Regions from separate parts of the Mus musculus genome. Here regions 2 and 3 are each linked to region 1. Evidence: chromatin loops called from intact Hi-C (ENCODE). Cell type or tissue: heart. All regions are shown on one strand. Region 1 holds the start of Mterf2 (mitochondrial transcription termination factor 2). Region 2 holds the start of Cry1 (cryptochrome 1 (photolyase-like)). Region 3 overlaps Polr3b (polymerase (RNA) III (DNA directed) polypeptide B).

Region 1 (8,000 bases):
CCGTGACTTTGTTATTAAAGTATATGCAAATATGGAATCTCGTGTACTTGTGTTCATTTCTCATTTTGTTTGCTTGGTAAGAGATTGTTATGTGAGGCATGACTAGATTACAAATATAGAAGGCATGTGTCTGTCACCATTCTGAATGAAAGAATAGGTACTCTGACTAGCAGATAGTATCTTTCGAATTATCTGGAAGGCAGCTTTCCAGTCTGGTTTCTGTGTTCTCACATAATGGGTCTGTGTCTGTAAGTCAGCCCGTGTGAGGCAGCAGCTAAGAGTGTGGGTTCAAAATCAAAGCCTTCCAATTAGTAGCTTTGAGATCTTAGACAAGACTTTACCTTTCTGTCTTGAGTTTTCCAACTTAAATGGGAGGAAGGACAGTATCTGCTTCAGAGACCAGTTTCATGTGAAGTGCTCTTAGTTCTGTAGGGCATACAACTTCACCCAGTATGTGTCAGCTGCAGGCTGCATGTGCCCTGGGTTACATAAGCTAGCTGCCACTGTTCTCACTGTCACTCTTCTTGCTGAGCTGATTAGGCATTCATACTAAAGGTTATATTGACTAACTATTGGCTTTTCATTTTGCTGTCCTCAATAGTGACACTCAGTATAGTGGGGCATTTATGTATGACTCAGTATATAGGGGCTGGATCATAATAGGGCATTTGCCTAGAATGTGTAAGGAAGGCCCTACATTCAATCATCACTACCACATACACAGACAGACAGACAGACAGACAGACACACACACACACACACACACACACACAAAATCAGTATAGTTTTATTGTAAAGGTAACTAAAAGTATAAGTTTGACTTAGAAAACAGAAACATGTTTTTATATGACAGGCATTTTTAAAATATAAACTGGATAACAAATTAATAATACTTGATAGATTCCAACAATAAGAATGGCAAGATGTTCCAGTTGTCTTTCACTAATTCCTGATCAGTGTGGACCTGATTGTATTACACAGAGCTGCAAGTCATAGGCCTGAGAGTCATCACTGTCCAGGGGGAGCAGACTCATTGCTGATATAAACTCCTCTTGGCATAGGAACAGTTCGCCCATGTGGGCAGCTGGGTGTTGGGTGACATGTTCTCTCTCCAGAGATTGCCTGAAAGCTGCCCAAAGGAGTCACTAAAGGTAAAGAAGTCCGGGTATGAATCAGAGTTGCAGTTTGACACTATCTTGAATACGGTATTCTCCCCCTAATAAGCTGAATTAAGTCATCAAAGTCCTACCAGAGGTTGAAGTATTAAAAATATTTAAGCCAGGTGTGGTGGTACATACCTTTGATTCCAGAGGCAGGTGAATCTCTGAGTTCAAGGCCAGCCTAGTCTATAGAGTGAGTTTCAAGACAGCCAGGGCTACACAGAGAAATCCTTCCTTAAAATAAATTAATAACAATAATGATAATGATAATAATAATTGGCTTTCTTTTAGTTTAAGAACAATTTTATTAGAGTTTAAGAGAAAGCATAATACAGGTGAGGTAAAAATTCTGGCAGCACCAGGAGAAGAAAGAGAAGAGGTCATGTGTTTTAAATTGAGTGTGGACTAGAAGTACCGTAGATTGTTAGGAAAGGAAAGGCATACGAAGCAGCCAGCTTCCTGACTCCTTGCGTTCTTACTACTGCGCACTGAGAAATTGAAGGAGCCATGCTTTTGGATTAACTTGCAGCTTCCTTATGTTTTTCTCATGCCCTTAAAGCAGTGACTTTTACATGTACAAGAATGATAACCATTGTTTAGTTACTTTTCTGTTACTGTGATAAAGCATCAGTGCAGCTTATAAAAGAATTTAATGTGGGTATTTCAGACAGAGTTCATGATCACAGAGCACGGAACACCTGAGTTCTCACACCTCAGTCCATAACTGAGAGACTCAAGAGGGAGCCCAGGAATGGCAAGAACCTCAAAGCATCTCCTGCAACAAGGCCACGCCTCTTCATCCTTCCCAAACAGCTCCACCAGCTGGGGCCCAAGTATTCAAACAAGCCTGTGGGGACCATTCTCATTCAAACCACTATACCCAGTATAACTTTATTTCTTATAGAGACTTCAGAATTGTTTGATTTTTGTAGTTTTCTTTAGGAAAATATACATAGTAGTAGTCTCATCACCTGTTCCTCCTAAGGTTTTTTCTGAGTGTCAGGCCCTAGAAACGCACTGTAAGAAGATGGCAAAGTCTGAGCCCAGTCACTGGCCACAGTCAGTGTGGCTGAGTTAGCAGCTACTTTTGATCACAGTGCACAGGTTGTGTGGAGCCTTGGTGCAAGCTTCCCACACCATGATTCTCAGTTCTGCGTCCCTCTCCTAACAAGTGATTGCACAGCATGCAATTCCAAGTCTTGACTTTAACACCTATAACTTTCTTTCTTCCCCCCCTTTTTTTTTCAATTGTCTGATGGGGGGTGTGGGTTGGCTTTTGAGACAGTGCCTGAAACTAAACAAAACTGGCCTAGATTACTGTGTAATTCCAGGCTGTCTTTGTCTAATCCTTCCCCATGCTGCGATGTGACCACTTATTCCTTTTCTATACTTGACTGTAGTTTCCTTTTCCCAAGTGAGGATAGCACATCTTAACCATGAATCCCAAATTTTTGTAAGAAAGTGTGCAGTAAAATCCATGAATAGAGTGTTGATGTGCTAAGAAGGGTTATTGGACATAGATCACCTACTCATCTAGGTAGTAGCTGCTCAGTTAATTCCGGAGTAGCCTGAGGATCAGAACTGATCTTTAGGAGTCAGGACTCTGTTCCTCTAAAGCCCACAAAGTGTAAACCACACGGCTGTTTTCAGATATGATTAACATTCTGGAGTTCTTAACTGTGGATCAAGCATTGTTCTTAGCTAAGGACATAATCAGGAGCCTCCACTCCACATGAAGGGGAGGTGTCAACCTGAGTGAGAGACCCTTAGAAAGGTAACGAGGCGGGCTATCAGCCTAGGAAACACCATTTTCCTTGCTCTAACTGCATACAGCACAGGGTGGGCACAGGGGACTCTTTCCTGGGTAGCACTTCACTCTCATTGTGGTTACCACGTTAATGTGTTTCAGTTCCTGTTGCCCTGTCCAAGGTCCTAGCGCTGCAGTTCCGCATGCTTGGTGCTGAGGCGGCAGCCTGTAAATATTTATCTGAAGGATGGATGAAAAAGATTCTGGCTTTTGGTTGGCTGGTTTATGAGTGTGGGCATCACGAATAACTTAGAATGTAAAGCAAAAGGCAGTTTAGCAGTATTTGGGCAAAGTCATCTAGGGGTAAAAAGGATGAATGGCATTTAGGGAATCAGACCTGGTGTTTACCGCAGATGTGAGGGGTTTGTTTTGTTTGGACAGGTCAGGTTTCAAAGTTTTAAACTTGAGAATTCTGAATGGCTCCACATTACAGACAACAGGTTCTGATCTGCCCCTCCTCCCTGCCTCTTTCTCTCAACGAGTTGTAACGTTCTCTAAGGGACAAAGAGACTGAACCACCAGAGTTTGCTGAGACAGAAGCGCCAGGTGGCACTGGTGGCAATAGACCCTGTAGTGTGGCTCACTTATTCCCACGGGAGCCTGTACACAGTGTTCTAATTGGCTACGCTCGGGATGGAGGCGTGACTTCCTGCACATCAGTTTCTCGAGCTCTGATTGGTTACCAGCCAAGGCGAAGCCCTGCCAGTTACCTAGGATCTGTTTCCTGAGTGGAGAGGCCTGCGGAACAGGGTGGGAACTTAGCTCAACGCCCAAGGTCTCTCCGCTGTGCTTGGACTGCTGCCCACAGGTAAGCCACCCTATTTCTCCAGCTCTGGCTGAGCCTCAAGCCTGCCTACCGGGGTCAGGGTTAGCAGCTGCCCACCGAGAACGTCCACACAGGCACTCCACCTCGGAGCACTGAAAAAAGGAGGCTGCACACGTAAATAAGAGGCCACGGTAGCGGTCCTGGCAGGGCCCTTCCTCTGACCAACTTTGTGGTTCTTTGCCTACAAATTGGAATTCACTTGAAACTGTCAGATCAGAACTTAATTGGTTTTATTGAGAGGACTGTTTTAATTATAAAAATGTATTTCTCACCTCAGGATTGCTTGAGAGGATTGCATAAGAGAGCAGACTATGTGACCTTTTTAGCAAGAGCATCATTGTACATAGGACACAAGGCTAAGAGGACTGCCATTCTTAGGTGGGCAGCCTTGGGCAAGCTACACCTGCATCCTGGCCTCATCTTTAAGGGGAACTATGGTTTAATGAGGAGTAGATGTGAGGGCTTTGTTTTGTTTTTTAATACTCTGAACTACTATTAACTCGTTTAACATGATCTTTCACCAAGGAATAGCGTCCCCATGTTCCTGATGCCCACACTGCCCACACAGAAAGGTGATATTACTTCCTAAAAAGTCACAGCTAATTGGAGATTAATTCCAAGGCAGTGTAGCTGCGCTAAAGTAACTCACTTTTGCCCTCTGCATTGTTTCATAGCCTGATTTGTTAATTTGCTGTTATTGCCTTGTGCATCGTGTTCTTTGTTTGCTCATTACAGGAAATAACAGTATTCAGTCTCGGCTCTCCCCTGCATACACAGTCACTATGGGCTGCTCATAGTTCTTGCTAACGCCATTTCTGAAGTGAAAAAGGTGTGGGCCTTCCTTATTTTTTTTTTGTAAAGTCTGTAACTCTCAAGTTCTCAGATGGTCTGTGATCCCAACAGAAATATGAAATGTTTGGCCAGGAGAGCTAGTGCCTACCATCCTGACAGCAGCCTGAGCTTAAAACAAACAAACAAACAAAAAAACAAACAAAAAAACCCTACAAGTTGAATGGACAATTGATAAATATTACTATAAAGTAAAAAAACACACCGGGAACTGCCTGCCCCTCTCTTTCCCAGAGTCAGTGATGGCAGCCCATGAAGGGCAGGGAGACAGTTCATTAGAACACGGTGCTGCAAAGTGGGTTGTGTGGGATAGTGAAGCAGAAACGTGAGGGGTCACAGCCATCCCAGGTGGAGCATTGCAGTCCATGGTGCCGTAAACACCCTTAAAGGGGACATGGGGCTTCATCTATTCTGAAACATCAGAGGCATTTCCTTAAGAAAGTGACGCTTACTTCTGAGAGTTGATTGACAAAAGCACAGTCTTTGGAGACTATGTAGTGGGAACAGAGTCCGCCGGGACTGAGAAGTGACTGGTTTGTGAGGAAGGGAGATGGGAATTCAGGTGGCAGAAAGTCTTTTCTACAAATTATTGTATGTCTGTCCTAAAGTGCCACTGAGGTCTATTGCAGAGAGGTGACAGAATCACATTTTAGAAGCTACAGAGGAGTCCTAAATGGACTGACTGAAGCCCTGGAGAAGGACAAAATCGCTCAGGAGAGACTATAAGGTAAGAAGGAAAGCATATTTATTTGTTTGTACATTTGTTTGTTTTTCACTAGAAAAACTCATTCATTTCTAATGCTTTTAATTAAAATACAATTACATCATTTACACTTCCCAAGTACACACACACTCCATTATTCTCTCTCAAATTCATGGTCTCTCTCATTTCTTTAATTATAATATTTTGGGTTTTTTTTTTTTTTAAACAAGTTGTTACTTTACAGTCCAAACTGGCTTAAAAATACTCTAGGTAGACCAGGCTGACCTAAAACTTATGCGTCAGCCTTCCTAGTGCTGGAATTTCAGGCTACCAAGCCTAAAGATGCACCTGTAGAGGAGACAGAGAAGGGGTGGCCAGAGGGGAGTGGTGGGGAGAGCAAGAAGAGGGGAGCACTTTGGAAGTCAGACAAGAGACTGTTTTGAAAAACAAATGGTCAAACGCTGCTGGATGCTACAAAAGTCCAGAAAAGTAGGAATTGAAACTACTCATTAGCTCTGATAGCAGGGAAGTTGCCTTTATTGAGAGTTGTGAAATAGAAGAGGAAGGAGAATCTGCATGGATCAGCTAAGAGGACAGAACAAAGGAGACGGAGGGGAAGAGCAGTGATATCAGAAATGCAGAAAAAGAGAGGTGGGTGCAACTGTTTAAGGCATAAATGTGAATGTGACCTCACTTGATTATCTTTATTGCTCTTTATAGATTATGTGTTGGGTGGGGAGAGTTGGCCTTTCTTAATAAGGTGAAAAGATATTTAGGGGTGGTGGGGAGGTGTGTGCCAAAGTGGTGCATGTATGGAGGTCGGAGGACAACGTGCAGAAGTCAGTCCTCTCATTCCATCACGTTCGTTTCTGGACTAAAGTCAGAGCAGTAGCCTTGGCGACAGCACCTTTACCTGCTGCCTGTCTTGATGGCTTTTCTTTCATTTCCTTGTTGACGTACAAAGTCCCAGGATATGGGCAGAGTCCATTGAAAATCTGTGTGGAGGAATCACTACTCCAGCTGCTGTTGACGACGTGTGTGGGCGGGGCCAAGACATCAGCATTATGGGAGTTGGAGGGAGCGGATTTCAGCCCTCACAAGTGCCTTTGAGGGGAATCTTGGAAAGAAATACAGAATGTGACAGAAGCAGGATTAGAGATAGACGCCTTGATGTGACTATATCGTTCGGTCACCAGATCAAACTTTAGCAGATGTGGACTTGCTTCCTGCCTGGATGACTGGGGAGTGGTTACTTGAGGTGAAATCCATTCTTGGTGAAGATGATAGCAAAGGATGCGGAGGGTCACATAAACTTATTTGATAAAGCAGTGGGTCTAAGAGGCCTGGCTTCATGTTTAAAACAATTCTGTTTGAGGAAAATGCTATCAAGCAGCACACTTATTGTCTTATTTTAAGAAATTGGCTGGTAAGATGTCTAAGCAAGCAGGGTACTTGCTGAGCCAGCCTCATGAGTTCAATCCAGAATTTACATAAACGTGCAAAGAGAAAACCAACCCTACTGAGTTGTCCTCTGACTACCTCAGGTGTGCACCTCTACACACACACACACATGCATACAAGTCCACTGTGAATAAATGTGCCTTGTTCTGACACTTGCTACAACATGGACTTTGAAAGCATTACACTAAATGGAATAAGCCAAGCATTTTAAAAATGTGTTGGATGGTTTATTTCACTCACATGACCTATCTAGAAGATACATGGAAACAGCGGAGTAGAGCTTTCCAGGTGTCGTGGCAGGAGTGAAGAGTTATGCACCCTGTTTGATGAACATAGAGTTTGTGTTTGACAGGAAGTCTTATATGTAGTGGTTTATAGTTGTACAGTGTTGTCAAAGTCCCCTATGCCACTGAACTATATACTTGATAATGGTCCAGATACTACCATGCCTTTATTAACATCTTACCATGACTTGTTAAAAAGTGACAACTCTAACTCATGCCTGTGACACCAGCCATTTGGGAGCCAAAATAGATGGCACTACAATGGAAGATCTCAACCTCTGTCTCCTCCTCTTCCTTCTCTTCCTCCTCTTCTTCCTCTCCCTCCTCCTATTTCTTCCTCTCCCTCCTCCTTTTTCTTCTTCCTCCTCTTCTTCCCCACCTCAAAAAAGTGATAACTACTAAAAATGAATCAAAGAATGGAATGCCAATTCTAGAAAAACTAAGTTGTTTTCCTTATATAATAAAAGTTTACACATGTTAATTTTTATGATGTATCAAGGACAAAAAGGCAAAGAGAAGAAAGGCTAAAAATAACATATAAGCCAAAGGTCTGCCTCAGTGACAAAGGTCTGCCTCAGTGACAAAGGTCTGCCTCAGTGACAAAGCGCTTCACCAGTGAGTTGTTTTCCACACTGCAGAACAACAGAAGAATCATTTCTATGCTGGTGCTCTCTTTAAGGGGGGGGGGGGCATCTGAGACGTGGTTTCATGGCTGTAGGTGTAGGCTCTCCAGCCCTCTCTCTCGAATTCCAGAACCTTCAAAGGGCACACATGAAATGCAGGCAGACAGGTGCTCAGCATATAACAAAACTGCAAATGACACAGCTACTCAACAGTAAGAGCTGCAGGCAGCACACCCATCCTGAATGGTGTTCCTTCCACCTTCTCCAGCACTCTAACACCACACTTA
Region 2 (8,000 bases), 57 kb before region 1:
AAAACATGCTACAGAGGAAAAAAATCACAAATATTACTGATATGCTGTATATAGGACATAGCACGTACTAAATGATCAATAAGTTGTAGTTGCCATTAAATGACAGTTCCCACCCCCACCCCCCGATCCAAATGTACTAAAGTCACGCTCTATGTGCCACTAAAACCCTGTTGTATTTGAGGAATGCACTCTTGATGTGCTTTTATAACAGATTAATTCTTCAATATTAAAGTTACAGAACCACCTACGCACTGTTTAAAAATTTATCTTCATTGAATGAACAACCACATAAGCAGAAGCCAACACTACACAGATCAATTTTCTCTTCCTACCATCTCATCTGGATGCTTGAAAACAGTTTTTACATCTTTAGACACAGTCTGCTTCCTTTCAAACTGCTGAAAACAAGAGACTGTATCTTAAAAAAAAAAAAAAAAAAACAAACAAAAATAGAGTCCTGGAATACAACACAATCCAAGTGGAGACACAGCTCCATTCCCAGGCCTCCTGCACAGGTGCTGAGAGACTCAGAAGGTCCCGGGAGTGAGCACAGAATAATTGTGCCTCTCTACAACAAGGGACTACGTGCTAAGTCTCTATGGTTTTCCTGCACATACTTTCAAATCTTTCTGAAGAAACTGAGAGAAAAGGGGAAGCTCCTACTCCAGCGGCCAAAGCGGAGATAGAGAGGACCATTCAGACAATGGCTCCCTACATTACTGAAGCTAGTTTCCTTCTGTCATTTGTTAGAGCTGCTATAATAAAGTGCTGCTTATTGGGCAGCAGGGATTGATTGTGTCAGTTCTAGAGGCCAGAAGTCCAGGCAGGCCTCCAGAGAGCCATGTTGGCACTAAGGAAAAGTCTGTCCCAGGTTTCTGCTGGTGTCTGCTAGTCCCTTGCTTTGTGGCTCGCTATAATTTCAATCTTCACGCATGTCTGTCTTCATGCCCAAACTTACCTTTTATTGGAGGGTACTTGTCACATTGGATTAGGGAACAGCTTAATAATTACCTCATCTTAAATTGATTATCTTTAAAGATCTTGTTTCCAAATGTGACCTTTTTCACAAGTAAAGGGGCGTTGTAAGAATTTGAAGGAGACACTGTAACTATCATTGTACTTTCCTCCTTTTAACTTTGCCAGACATACGGGTGCCCCACAACTCTTCCTTCATTTGATCCTTCATCTATTGATCAATGAACACTCACTCAGTTACACATGTGAAGATCTATACTGAGTATTGATGGCACACAAAAATAAAGTTGGACGCAGAGACCTTGTCCTTGAGAAGTTTCACTTCGAAGGGACACAGAGACTTTTTTATATAGTGGTAAGTATTGGTATTTATGAAGCAATATAGTTAGGTATTTTTTTTAAAAAAAAAACTTCTTTTCTTAAGATTTATTTATTTATTTATTTATTTATTTATTTTATGCTTATGAGTACAGTCACTATCTTCAGACACACCAGAAGAGGGTGTCAGTTCTTATTACAGATGGTAGTGAGCCACCATGTGGTTGCTGGAAATTGAACTCGGGACCTCTAGAAGTACAGTCAGTGTTCTTAACCGCTGAGCCATCTCTCCAGCCCATAGATGGGTATTATAAGAAGTTTTTATTAGTCTTTGTAACAAAGCCACAAGTGATGTATCACACATGTGCTTGGAGGGCCCCAGGAGGCAGGAGACGCTATATTTGTACTAGAGGTAAAGAATATTTTCAAAAATTAGGGAGCCTTTTATTTGGGTCTGAAGCTACAGTATGAGGAGACATACTTTAGTAGTTCAAAGGTTAATGTAGATCCCAAAGAGCATTCCTCTATCAGAGGAAAACCCAGCACATATAAAGAATAAGAAACAGATAATAAACTCCACTAGGGGGCTGGGGTTTTGTGGTTAGGTTTGCATGTCATCTCTTTGGAACACACCTGCTTCATTCAATAAGCGGCTGCTATTCTGGCCCTGGATGCACCGGCCTAGGACACCAGGTGTTCCTGAAGCTGAGGCAAGGGGTATCCAAAGCTCACTTTGAGGCTTTCCTGAGCTGCAAAGTGAGTTAAGGGCAGCCTAGATGCTTAATGATATACTGTCTCCATAAATAAATACATAAATAACCCTGGATGAATATATGCACATAGGTGATGCTAGGACTCAGGGATAAGAGCAAAACCAAGAGCCATCTTCAGTTACACAGCAGGTTCAAGGTAAGCCAGGGCTCCGCGAGACCCCGTCTCAACAAAAAGGGCATTGTATGTCTAAGGCATGGCCTGTAGGTTATGGCTAGGAAGTCTGGTAAAGATGCACATGTGGCCCTGTGTTCTCATTAGACTTCAATTGCTTTGATAAAACATCATGAGCAAAAGCAACTTGGCCAGGAAGGAAGGGGTTTGTTGCCGTTTACAGTTAATAATCCATCGTGGGGAGAAGTCAGGGCAGAAATTCAAAGCAGAAACCTGGAGATAGAGGGCTGAAGCAGAAGCCATGGAGGAAAGCCGTTTTGGTTCCCTGTGGCTTCCTCAGCCTGCTTCCATATACAACCCGCCTAGGGCTACCAGCCTAATGGTGGCGCCACACACACTGGTCGGGTCCTTCCACATCACTCATTAATCAAGAAAGTGCCCAGACTTCCCTACAGGCAACCTGATGGAAGTCTTTACTACAATTAAGGTTCCTCTTCCCATTTAACTTCAGTTGAAGAAAAAAAAAAAAAAAAAAAAAAAAAGCAAAGCAAAAAGCCCAAAAACCTAATCAAAATACCTTCTAAACTACACTTCATGTAATAGATTAGAGTTGATAAATTGACGATGTATCTACAGTATTATGAAATGCTGAATATCTGAGATCGGACCTGTCTTCTCCAGAGCTTGGGCAAAGGTGCCCGCCCCAAACAGTAAAAAAGGCTAACGGCGTGATTTCTGCTCCTTTCAGAGCAGGGGACTCCGATTAACACCTGATTGAAGCTGGGTGAGAGGCAGGACTGTGCCTCGGTTGCCTCTCACCCAGCCCAGCAATAACTCTCAGGGCACACGGAACTGGCTTCAGACCTTCCACACAACCCATAGGAAGAGCCCTGGGCGCGCTCCCGCGTCCTAGCCTCTTCTCTTCCACCGCGAGAGCGCAGCGCACGCGCGCCGTGCCCGGCAGAGCGCGCGCCCGCGAGCTCCCCGCAGCCCCGTGCTCATCCGGGTCCCCGCGAGCCTCGGCCAATGGAGGCGGCTCCCGGCCCCGGGAGCAGAACTATGCCTCCTCCCCCTTCTCGCGGCCTGTGGCCCCCGCGAGCGGCCTGGGGCTCAGGAGACCCGCAGAGGCTGCGAGTCCGGATCCCACGCGAGAACTCAGGTCGTGAGCGCCCAGCGATCGCAACCGGTCCCGAAGCACCGGGCGCGGCGGCGCACGCGGGGGTCTGAGCCAGTGTAGTAAACACACTTCAGAAACGTGAGGTGCCGGTGGTCACGTGGGGTGCATGCCGCCCAATGAGAAGCCGGGGGCGGGGCGGAGGCCGCTGACGCGGCGGAGTCACCCGGGCAGCCTCGGGACCGGTGACCGGCAGGCGAGCGTCCCGCGGCCTGGAGCTCTAGCCCGCGCTCTCCGAGCTCGCTGCCCACTCCGGGACGCACAGGCCGCGTCGCGCGGAGGCCGCGTGAGCTCGTGTCCGTTCGTGGAGGCCGCCTCGGGCGCGCCACCGTCTCCTCGCGGGTCGCCTCGGTTGGGCGAGGTTTCCGTGACGAGCCTCCCGGGGCTGCTGCGACCAGCTCGGGCCGTCGTGGCGGCTCGGGCCCCGCGCGCTCGCTTGCGCTCCGGGGGTCTCAGGCCCTGGAAGGTATGCGTGTCCTCCGGACGCTGGGCGCGGGCTCCTGAAGGACGTCGCGCGTGGATCCCGGCGCCTCGGCAGCCTCCATTCATCTGCCAGCTGCGCGCTCGCCACCTCCGCGCCCCGCCTCGGCGTCGCCTCCTCCCGTCCCCTCTCTGCAGCCCTTTCCCCACTCCTCGGGTGAGGAGGTTTTCTTGGAAGCGCAGGTGTCGGTTATGAGCCCGGCTTCCCTCCCTTGAAGCTCTCGGTAGAGGAAGTCGGGGTGACCCGCCGCGCCCCGAGCATGGGGGTGAACGCCGTGCACTGGTTCCGAAAGGGACTCCGGCTCCACGACAACCCCGCCCTGAAGGAGTGCATCCAGGGCGCCGACACCATCCGCTGCGTCTATATCCTCGACCCCTGGTTCGCCGGCTCTTCCAACGTGGGCATCAACAGGTGGCGGTGAGTCCGAAGCGCTTGGGAAATCAATCGATCGCGGTGTGCGCGAGTCGGGTGTCGATGCGTTAGTGTCAGATCTGAGATTTGGTTTTAGTCCAGGGACCGAATTGCCTACATCGTTAAAGAATTGTAGATGTGGTCAATATTAAATAGTACAGACTTAGTAGTAGAGATTATTGACGACCCTGAAACACTTTAGCTTTTACCGGTAAGTTATGTGTCTGTGTTGATGGGAACGCCTTCCCTGATTTGCGAGAAATAACTAGGAGGAGAATTAAACACTCCCAGATCATAATGGCCTTGATATCTTAGGCCTCCGAAAGGGTTGTAATCTTTAATGTTGACGTGTGTGTCTAGGTAACTCATAGTGTGGAGAAAAACCATTCATTTATTATAGCGGGCTCCGGATCCAGCTTTCTTCCCCCTTGAGGTTAGAGGAGGAAAAGCAAGGGAAAGAATTAGCTGGTTTCCCAACTCTCTCTCTCAACTCCTCCTTGTGGTTGACAAGACAAAGCACAGTTTTTCTTTCGAGGCAAAGTATAATCCTTCTAGGGAATTGCGACTGGAAGAAATCCTCCGGACATTTTGTGAGCTGTGCCTGGGAAAACAGGATAGACGATTGTGTGGCGGAATGAAACGAAAGCATTAGTTCAGCAGATAATATTGATAGCTTATGTGCCAGCCGTGTCTTTGGATATGAGGGATAGAGCTGTGAACGAGAAGTCTGCCCTCTTCAGGCATATGTCCAAGAAAAAAATACGTATGTAGTCCTTTTGGAGATGAGACGTGTTGCAAAGAAAAGACGAGGTAAACAGGAATAGGGATGGGGACACAATTTAAAACAATGTTAATTAGCTGGGGATGTAGCTCACTGGAAGTTACCACAGCTAGGATGTGTGGAGAAAGTGGTCGCCGATTTGAAGACATGGGATGCAGCTGTCTAAGGGAAGAACATTCCAGGGAAAGGTCCTGAGGTGAGAATGGGTTTGATCTTTGGAAGGAACAGCCAGCCAGAATGACGAGCAAAACCTCTGGGGGAAAGTACTAGGTGATGAAGTTATAGTTGTAACGGGGGCCAGATTCTAGAGCTTTATGCGCCGTCACTAAGGTCTGTGACTTTACCCCAGGAGAGTGGAAATGACTGCAGTACAAGGGTATTAGCAGAGAAGTGATGTCATCTAACGTAAGTTAGAAAAAAAACCTTCTTTGGTTGGGATTCTGAGAACGTGACTGATCGGGCATTGAAGCTGGATAAGAAGTGTGGACACCGCTTAGGAGACGTTCATTTCCGGGTGCAAGCTTGGAGAATGGCTTGTGTGGATGTGCCGGCAAGTTGGTTGTGGGGTTGAGCGGAACAAAAAGAGCTGTATTATCACAGTCAACAGGTGAAAACAGCCCTCGTGCCAACCGGCTGATTAATGGGCCTCCTGTTGTGTGTATCCATGCACCAGTTACTTGCTTGGCCATGAAGGAATGAGATACTGATAAATGCCATGAAATGTGTAGGTGAACCATGAGAGCATGTTAGCTGAAAGAAGCTGTCATAAAACTTCATACTTGATGATTGTGCTTATATGAACTATCCACAATGGGCAAGTACACAGGGATGGAGAGCAGGTTAGTGGTGACTTAGTCCTGGGGAGTCAGGAGGGTATCTCAGTGGGCACAGAGGTGATTAAAACTTACTGGAAGGTTTTTGTCAGAAAACCTCCATGAATAGCTATTAAACTGTGAGGGGTTTTGTTGTTATTGTTTGGTTGTTTTTTGGTTTGTTTTGTTTTTTTTTTGTTGTTGTTGTTGATGTTGTTGTTGTTTTTTTTCTTTTTTTTTGAGACAGGGTTTCTCTGTATAGCCCCGGCTGTCCTGGAACTCACTCTGTAGACCAGGCTGGCCTCAAACTCAGAAATCCACCTGCCTCTGCCTCCCGAGTGCCGGGATTAAAGGTGTGCGCCACCACTGCCCTGCTAACTGTGAGCTTTCAGAAGTCTACTTATCTCTTCGAAACTCAGCCCAGATGTCACTTTTCCCTGTGGTACCTTCATTACCCAGTGTAGGATGATACAGAGACTTCTGAGCTCTGAAACCACTTGCTCATCATTGCGTCTTAGACCTTCTTAGGAAGCTTTTGTAAATGAATATTTGGTGTCATTACTTGGTTTGGCTGCTGTAACAGAACACCTTAGATTGAGTAATTTACAAATAAAAGACATATTTCTCTCAGTACTAGAGGCTGAGAAGTTTGCGATCAAAGCACTGGTACATCTGATCTCTAGTAAGGGCATTTCACTTCGTAGATACATGCTCTATGTGCTCTTAGATTGTGGAAGAACTGAAAAGATTCTCACAGGTCTGACCTTGGGAATAATCACACTGGTGAGGGTAGAACTCTCCTAACTTGATTGTCCCATGATAACATCACTTTGGAGATTAGGTTTTATCGTAAGAATTCTGGGAATGGAAATCAACATTCAGACCACAGCAGGTGTAATATCACATATAAGACCTCTTCATCTACTAATGTACTAAGAACTAAATTTACAAATGTGCCTGCATACTTGCCCATTTTACTTTCTAGTATATGATTTCAATAAGAAACATGTAGATCAGCTGGGCAGTGGTGGTGCACGCCTTTAATCCCAGTACTTAGGAGGCAGAGGTAGGCGTATTTCTGAGTTTGAGGCCAGCCTTGTCTACAGAGTAAGTTCCAGGACAGCCAGGGCTACACAGAGAAACCCTGTCTCAAAAAAAAAAAAGAAAGAAAAAGAAAAAGAAAGAAAGAAAAAAGAGAAAAAGAAACATGTAGGTCATCTTCGATACACTTTACTAGTTTGATTATTTAACTTTATTATCCATATATTTTCAAATGTCTCTAGTCTACAACTTCTGTCCTTACATATATTACTGAAAAACATAGCACATTTAAATTAATTTAAATTTTAATTACCACAGTTGTTAGTTCTGTAGTTCTGTTCTCATTTTCTTAATAGACAATTGGATTTTTCTCTTTTTTGGGTCTAAGGTTTGCTAACTTTTTCTATTTTGCTGGTCATTACTTGACATGATGTAATCTCTTACACATCTGTAATCCCAGGGCTCAGGAGGATAACCTGTGCTCCATTGCAAGATGCTATAGAAAGAAAGGAAGGGAAAGGAAAGGAAAGGAAAGGAAAGGAAAGGAAGAAAAGCAAGAAGAGAGGAGGAAGGGAGAGAGGGTGGACAACCTCCTATAAAAATAATAAATAACAGTATTATTAAAAAGAGTACCTTTACAAAAAGCATGAGGTCCAGGGTCCACATAGTTTCATAGTTAGGTTTGTTGAGTGACTTTTCCCAGAGAGAGGTAAAGGAACATCTACTGACATCTCAGGAAGGGCAGTGACAGAACAAGGAAAGGCTTCTCTCCAGATCCCGCCTGTTGGAGCATGGTCAAATCAGACAGCATCCTCAGAAAGAGGATGGCCTGGTGAGGGTCTCATGAGCCTTGTGAGCCCTACTCTTTCTCCAGGAGGAATGGTAATAGCCAGGTCTTGTGAGGTCGTGTGATGGCCCAGTCTGATAACTCTACAACAGGGATATAGCCAGACCTAGCTCAGAGGAAGCAGCAGCACTTCGAGGGCTCTGAGAAGGGCTAAGTCACTGCTGTACAGGTGGTCCCTGAGCACAGCAAGAATCTAAGGAGACCACACTGAGCTTCCTTAAATAGAGCACAGCAGCACTTCTGAGATAATACACCTTAGAATCATTTCAAGAATG
Region 3 (8,000 bases), 470 kb after region 1:
GACAATCATCATCATCACCACCATCATCCTCATCTTTACCTTCCTCCTCCTTCCTTCTTTTTAAAGCAGGGTGTCAGGCTGGCTTCTAATCTTGCTCTATATATAGTATGTATGAATTTGAACTCTTAAAAAGTTTATTTTACTTTTATTTTGTCTGCATGTGTGTCTGTGCACTACATAAGTGTCTGTTGCCCACTGAAGCCAGAGAGAATGTTGGAAACCCTGGAACTGGATTTACAGACAGTTGTGAGTCATGCCATGGAAGCTGGGGATCAAATCTCGGTTCTCTGGAAGAGCAGGTAATGCTCTTAACCTCTGAACCACCTTTCCAGCCCCTGACCTTGAACTTCTGACCCTCCACCTCCCAAGGTTATAGGCAATGCACTACCACACTGTGTTATTGTGATCCTGGGACTGAACCCAGGACTATAGGTGAGCTAGGCAGACACTCTACCAATTAAGATAAATTCCCAGCCCTGAACTGGGGTTCTTTTCACCATACAGAATTGTGTGAAGAACAAATGCCAAAGATGTTTATTTCACAAACAAAAACCACAAAACACTAAAAAGCAGAGTGAGCAAGGCTGACCACAAATTCGTACATGCCAAAAGGTATCAGGAAGTTAAAAAAAGAAAAAAAAAAAAAACGTGCAGGCCTTTAATCCAAGCACTCAGGAGGAGGATGCAGGCAGATCTCTGAGTTCTGAGTTTGAGTCTCACCTGGTCTATAAGAGTGAGTTTCAGGACAGCTGAGGCTACACAGAGAAACCCTGTCTCAAAAAACAAACAAACAAAAGAAGAAGAGCAATAACAACAACTTACACTAGGAGACAGATGATAGCTATAGCATATATAATTGGTTAAAAACAGGACCTAAAACATACAAAAATGTCTCCTTGAGCAAAATGCAAACAAGCTATTTCAAAGCAGAGGCAACACAACAACAGATAAAGAGCATAATCTCATTAAGCAAGTACGGAATGCCAATTAAGGGCTCAAAGCGTTACTCTGAAACCACCAGAAAGACAAACACATAAAAGTCAGGGCAGGAGCCATGGTGGAGAGGACCAGGAATGATCAGCAAGGCAATGTACACACACTGGCAACTGACTCCAGGAACGCAGTCCTCCTGCTAGGAAGCAGAAATGGGAAGAACAAGATTATAGGATAAGGAAAAGGGAAATATACAAAGTTCTTGACTGGTACACAGGGCAGAACAGTGTATTTCATGGAATATAATACAGAAATAAAAATGTACTATGGTGATATATAATACTACTGAATCTTAAAAATAAATTATAAGATATAAATTTATTTTATAAAGCTCAAAAATAAACAAAACATATATTATAATGAAAGGTTTTAAACTCTGCAATCAGGGCCAGAGGCACGACCCAACAGCTAAGAGCAGGGTGCTGCCCTTCCAGGGGACCAGGGTCCCAGCACCCAGAACCAGCAGCTCACACTGCTCTGGAGCTCCAGCGGCAGGGGATCTAGAGTGTGCAGCCTCCATGTGCATCTGTGCTTATGTGCACATGCTCACATACATATGCAAACTTAAAGATCATAGAAACGAACCTTGAAAACAAAAGAACCACTGTAATAAATCAAGCAATGACAAAAGGAAATGTCTCTAAGAGCAGAGAGAGGAGAGATGAGCAATAGGTAAACGGAATGGTGCTGGCGACAGGCCAAGCTAAGGAAGCTTTCAGTGTTCATTTTATCTGTATTCTTCACAACGTCTATGTGTATATCTTTAATTTTTTATGTAATTACATTAAAATAAGTGCTATTAAATAACCAAGTTCACATACTTTGGTCCTGAAAGCCAAGAAAATGGCTGGAATAGGGAGCGCTAAAACCATGTAAGATGGTTGTTTCAGAACTAGAGGGTAAGCAGCCCCTGACAGACTTGCCTGCAGACAGAGCACGTCTGAATAAGGAGGCCATTGTCACCTTTGAAGGCACTGGCAGGCAAAAACTGGCTACATTTCTAGTTTAAGACTTTTCACCTAGGAGTGAGCCACACTATGAAATGGATCAAGATGAGGAGCTTAACTGCAGAGACTCTCCTCCCTCCCACCCGGGACTCGCTCGCTTCTCCTCTTGGTTTTACTGGATGAAAAACCAGAGAAAATACAATCCCAGGTAATAGATATAAACAGCTAGAGAGTGGGAGCGACAGGAGAGCCACAAGGAGCCACTCCAGACTATAGAAATAAACTTTGCCCCAATCTCTGGGTAGCCCTGAACTATAAAAACTGTATGTGGTATAGGGCATGTGCCCCTGGAACATAAATATGGACAGGGCTTGTGACCATTTTGATACAGTGTGCCTCATGCGTCTAGGCCTTAAGTTTTAGTCTTGCCCATGAGAACATGGACTCAGACTGTGAAGCCACCAGAAAGTCACAGCCCTGAGAGGTCGCATCCCCACTGGGCCTTGCCCTTCAGCACACCCTCTAGTCATCTACTAGATAACCAATGGCTGTCCTCCACCAGCAGCACATGACACAGGTATAAAGCCCAGTTCCACCTGAATGCCTGACACACAAACTGTGAGGTCTAAGAAAACAGAGCTGCTGCTTAGAGCAAGAAACAGAGAACCAAACTATCGGAATCCAAAGTTCACAGACAGAAAAGACTAGGTAGCTATTATACTAGAAAAGAGCTGGCATACTTCTTCAATAATAAATACAGTGGATATTACAAACACCAATCTCTATTCACAATTATGTTCCCATTTTCCATGTAAGTTTTCCTTTTATTAACAGAAGAAAAAAAATTCAACAGATCTGTGTGTGACTTAGGTAAATCAGCAGAACACTTCAATGGCTTCACTTAAAGAGGACTCTGAGATTCACTGAAAACATTGAAGCCGGTTTCCCTGAACCCCGCCCGACTATACTCCTGAGGGTTTACAACAGGCAAGCAGGCTTGTGGCTCTGAATGAAGAGTTAATCCAAACAACCAAGTCTTCCTTAACTGCAGGACAACTTCCCTAAGTTGGAGCATTTTTAAATGCCCTCCCTCTTAAGTTGGACACATCCATCTACTTTTCTACTAAAGCCAGGCCTGCAGATCAGGAAGCCAGGGTCCTGGACTTGCATTTACAAAAGTGTTCTAAAAGAAAACTTCCTCTCTGAGCACTTAATCCTTTCTTACAGTCAGCCCGGCAGCTTCACTCCTGGGAAGAAAGAACGTGGGAGTGGAAGCAGGTGCAGGGGGTGAGGGGGTGAGGGGCGAGAGAAGCCGCTCCCGCCACTTCCTGTGGGCAGTGCAACGGAACCTGCATAAGCATCCTGAACAGAATCAAGTGCCCTTACCCAGGCCGCAGAGCCCAGCGCGCCGTTTAATTAGCCCCTTCCACTTAGCTGCTTTTGTCTCAAATTATGAAAAAGTGTTTTGGGATCCCAGCTGAATCTTTTGTGGCCTCCTGATTCAAACACAAGAAAACGTCCTCAGTGCTAAGCACTAATGAATAGGAACCCATATTCAACAAAACTGTTACAGGAATACATTTCTCCTCTCCTAAAGTTTCAACTCTAGAGAAATAATGCTGTCCAGTTACCAGAGCAAGGAGAGGCTGCAGGGCTAAGCCGTACAATGAAGCACAAGATCTGGGTCGGAAGTGAAATGAGCACCAGGGTAGGAAGTGGCGCTAACATTCAACACTTCTCACCGAGGCCTTTCCTCCCGCTGAAGGCAGACGCACCATTGAGAAAATCATATTTAAGGGAAAACTGCTGACAGCTCATCAATTGATTTTCAATGAAAATGCTAAAAAAAATTAATAAAGAAGTTAAGCCGTTGAAATACAGTTTCACCAATTAGCTTAATGTCAGAGAATTCTAATTAGGCGCCTTGAGATTGCTATTTAGTGTTTAAGCCTTCAGAGTGCCAAATTCTCCTTTTCACACAAACTGGTTGCAAAATTAAAGACATTAGGCAGCCTTAATTACATTATCAGAACAGCTGGGATTAGGCAATCTCTGAAGTCAGGCCGGCATTCTTTTGTCCCTGGATGGAAATCCCTGGCTTTCCAGGGTGCTGGGTTTGGTGCTGTTCCATATCTCTCCCATACAAAGCAAGCTGCCTTAGAAACAAAAAAATTGCAGACAAAGAACTGAGTAACGTGCAACAAATAATGAACACATTACCAAAAAAGAAAAGGTAGGTGCAAAGATTAAGCCTGAAATCAGTAGGTTTTGCTAACACCTACTGGCAGCCGGCCTGGCAACCCTCTGGTGACAGTCAGACTGAGGGAAAGCTCACTGGGCCAGTGGAGACAACTCTGTTATCTAAAGCTGAAGCCCATTTCCCGGCCTCATCCCACGGGTGGGCACCAGTAGCTATTGTTTTTACACATTCTTGCCAACACAATACCTGCTCTGTGCTTACACTGTTCACTAAGCTATGTTTTCTTGCTCCTGGGAGTCCTCTTTGTAACTCTAATTTCTTAAGCAACAGGATATCCTCTCTACACTCCTCCTGACTCCCTTCTGTATTCCTTGAAACAACCCATTTTTTAAGGACTCACTAAACAGCTTGGTTTTTTTAATAGAAAGATAGTGGAAATGAGGATTAGTAGCAGGAATACCATGAATCCCTTCAGAGTGAGTAGTTGCTCTGCTAACCTTTAACCAAACAGCTTCCCCAATTCCCAACTCTTCCCAAGCCCAAAACTGTTCTAACTCCTGAATTCTAATTTTCCAATGTAGTCGTGGGGCTAGAAAGATGGCTTAGTGGGTAAAGGTACTTGCTGCCAAGCCTGATCAATTCCCAGGACCCACATCATGGAAGGAGGGAACCATTCTGCAAGTTATCCTTGGACCTTCATGATACACACACACACACACACACACACACACACACACACACACACACTCTCTCTCTCTCTCTCTCTCTCTCTCTCTCTCTCTCTCTCAAGTAGTAAAAAAAAAAAATCAGTCTTAGCTGTGGAATGTGTTTTCCTCCCAGCTGGCAATCCGTCCCCTGGATCACCGCTCTCACCTCCCTGGCCAGCCCATTCTTGGCCCAAACCTGCTCTGCAATTGAAAATCCAGTTCATACCACATGTAGAGTGAACTCCAAATGTGTGGACTCTGGCAAGCCCATCTCTGCCCAGCTGATCAGCTCACACTGCTTTAATAGATGAGCTGGGGCTGGAGAGATGGCTCAGAGGGCGAGACTTTGTTGCTCTTGCAGAGAACAGTTGGATTCTCAGCCCTCACACAGGGCAGCTCACAGCCACCTGTGACTCCAGGGGACTCAAGGCTTTGCGCCTCTGTGGGCACCTGAATGTACACACAAGTGTGAGCAGGTTCTCTCTCTCTGTCTCTGTCTGTCTCTGTCTGTCTCTCTCAATCTCTCTCTCTCTCTCTCTCTCTCTCTCTCTCTCTCTCTCTCTCACACACACACACACACACACACACACACACACACACACACACACACCTCCTCCATCTGTCTGTCTATCTTCCTCCTGTATACCCAGCACCAGCGCTGAGGAGTAAGCCAGGAACAGAAGGTGTCTAAGAAACATTTGTTAATTGAGTAAATTATATCACCTAAAGCCACGCTTCATTTCCAACATTACAAGGAACAGGGGTAAACATCTCAACACAAGATATAACAACACATTACAGGAATATTTAGAATACAGACTTTTCTCAGTAAGAAAAAAAAAACTAAGTAACGCGTGAAAAATTATACTTCAAACTACACACAGATTCTATTAGATTGGGATGTGGTCATATCTAAAATGACAACAAAACTAATTTTATCAAAGAAAATAAAATTCTTCATGAAAACCATTAAAGCACCTGTCCTGCCAATTCCAGTCGTTTGTTGCCATAATAGTCTCTGTCATCGACCTTGTTATCTCCTTGGGCCAGGATCACCCTTCGCACCATCACTGCAGTGTAGATACACTTAGCTCGGAAATTGAATTCCTTCACCTGAAAATCAGAAATTGGAGAAACATTTTGAGACGATGTATCCTAAATTAAAGTGCCTCGAGAAAAGAGTCACTGTTAGTGCATCCCAAAAAGCAAGCGACACACTGTTATAATGCTCACCACATTAGGAAACCCAGCTGTCTAAACCCCAAGAGGTATACAGGCTTTCCATCTCCGCATTTACTGCCTGAGCCAATTTCCCTTGATGATACAGTAACTGCTTCACTGCCCATGTCCTCCATGCTCCCCACTCAGCCACTGCCCACTGCGGACTGCCAGCCACTGCCCACTGAGGACTGCCAGCCACTGCCCACTGAGGACTGCCAGCCACTGCCCACTGAGGACTGCCAGCCACTGCCCACTCAGCCACTGCCCACTGAGGACTGCCAGCCACTGCCCACTGAGGACTGCCAGCCACTGCCCACTCAGCCACTGCCCACTGCAGACTGCCAGCCACTGTCCACTCAGCCACTGCCCACTGAGGACTGCCAGCCACTGCCCACTCAGCCACTGCCCACTGAGGACTGCCAGCCACTGCCCACTGAGGACTGCCAGCCACTGCCCACTCAGCCACTGCCCACTGCAGACTGCCAGCCACTGTCCACTCAGCCACTGCCCACTGAGGACTGCCAGCCACTGCCCACTGCAGACTGCCAGCCACTGCCCACTCAGCCACTGCCCACTGCAGACTGCCAGCCACTGCCCACTGAGGACTGCCAGCCACTGCCCACTGAGGACTGCCAGCCACTGTCCACTGTGGAAGCCAGCCACTGTCCTCTGTGGACTGCCGGCCACTGCCATCTGTGAAAGGCAGTCACTGCCCACTGTGGACTGGCCTGTGGTGAGTCCGACTGAGATATAGCAGAAATGATGCCACCCTAGGTCTAGGCTGACCCTTAATTACACTGCACTTTCACTACCTGTCACAAGCCCTGAGTCTTCAGAGGGCAAGCCCAGGACACTGTGGAAAAGCAGTGCATTCTGCTATGAGTGAGAAGGCAGGGTGGAAACTATCACAGGACACCACTCTCTGCTACCATCTGCAACTTCATGACAGGCCCACGACAAAAATCCCTCTCTCTTTGGGTAAAGGCGAGTGAACACAGACCAAAAGATACAACACAGTCACACTCTGCCACTGAGGTTTGAAGCTTTTTGTTACGCAATGATAATAAATAGTTTATATTCTCAGTATTTACAAAACTCTGTTGCATTTTATTTTCCTGATCTTAATGTTGGGTAAGTTGCATTGATCATCTAACTCTTCTGGCTGTTTAATAACTGATAATGGTTGTTTTGCTTATCAATGAGAAAAATAAAGATTTTATCAATAATATTTTTAATCTTCAACAAAGCCCAGTTCACACTCCCCTTTCACATACATAAATACTAGTGGACTTAGAGGCAAAAGTAAACATAAATATTCATAGCAACCATTCCTGCTGTGCTGTGTAACTCATTTTACCCACCTCCCCTAGAAACCCAACACTAGACCTGAACTGAAATCCCTTCTGAGCACGGGGCTAATGTCATAAAGAATTATATGGGAAGCGGGATGGCTCAACTCTAATGGTTGACATGACTTGTGGACAACTAACAGCAGCTGAGACTATGCTTTGGGGGGGGGGGGGGCAGAAACACAAATGACCTGAAGTGAGCAAGCTCTAAAATGAGCACAGCGTGCTGCAACCAATGTCAACAGAACCCTGGGACCTTTTGGATCTCACCACTCCTACTGGTGAAGGCTTTCAAATCTGTGTATGTGTCACAGGCATCTGGGACTTGTGAAAATATATATGGCCAGCCTGAGGCTCACTCTGGAGCTTCTGGCTCCTGGGTCTAGGGTAGTTTCACGATTGCTAACTGGTTCCCAGGCAGCTGTCTAGGGGGTGCTCTTGAGCCTGGGTCTTGAGGAACAACAAATATCACTGCTTTACCTTGGTATTACCTTACGTTCCTTTATTGCTTCCAAAGTTTTAACTTGGATTTAAAAACAAAATCAAAAACCTGTCTTAAAATATTTGAAAACTGTTAAGCTTT

Evidence for each region. Peaks named below come from ENCODE experiments on the same cell type or tissue, not always from the same donor. Only the 100,000 strongest peaks of a DNase experiment are listed, where the experiment ranks them.
Region 2: it touches region 1 in a loop (5-fold over the local background); 2 of 42 quality-filtered maps call a loop at or near these places.
Region 3: it touches region 1 in a loop (2.1-fold over the local background); 4 of 42 quality-filtered maps call a loop at or near these places.

Annotation. Positions count from the first base shown.
Region 1 is chr10:85,123,737-85,131,736 of GRCm38, reverse strand. Mterf2 (mitochondrial transcription termination factor 2) reads left to right here and starts at 3,710. Exons shown (of 3, transcript NM_028832.3): 1 at 3,710-3,775; 2 at 5,251-5,369. It overlaps Cry1 (cryptochrome 1 (photolyase-like)), which reads left to right. Exons shown (of 13, transcript NM_007771.3): 13 at 1-37. In heart, a CTCF peak has its summit at 3,512; a DNase peak (open chromatin) is centred at 3,646; H3K4me3 peaks cover 1,800 bases; H3K27ac peaks cover 1,115 bases.
Region 2 is chr10:85,180,564-85,188,563 of GRCm38, reverse strand. It overlaps Cry1 (cryptochrome 1 (photolyase-like)), which reads left to right and starts at 3,510. Exons shown (of 13, transcript NM_007771.3): 1 at 3,510-4,250. The coding sequence starts at 4,093. In heart, CTCF peaks have their summits at 2,557 and 4,713 (motif pointing left); DNase peaks (open chromatin) are centred at 2,543, 3,193, 3,443, 4,083 and 1 weaker place; H3K4me3 peaks cover 3,083 bases; H3K27ac peaks cover 1,919 bases.
Region 3 is chr10:84,653,905-84,661,904 of GRCm38, reverse strand. It overlaps Polr3b (polymerase (RNA) III (DNA directed) polypeptide B), which reads right to left. Exons shown (of 28, transcript NM_027423.2): 12 at 5,826-5,960. Among named protein-coding and RNA genes, the nearest start is that of Gm17249, 35 kb to the right of the region's middle. In heart, a CTCF peak has its summit at 3,656; DNase peaks (open chromatin) are centred at 4,054 and 5,124; H3K27ac peaks cover 226 bases.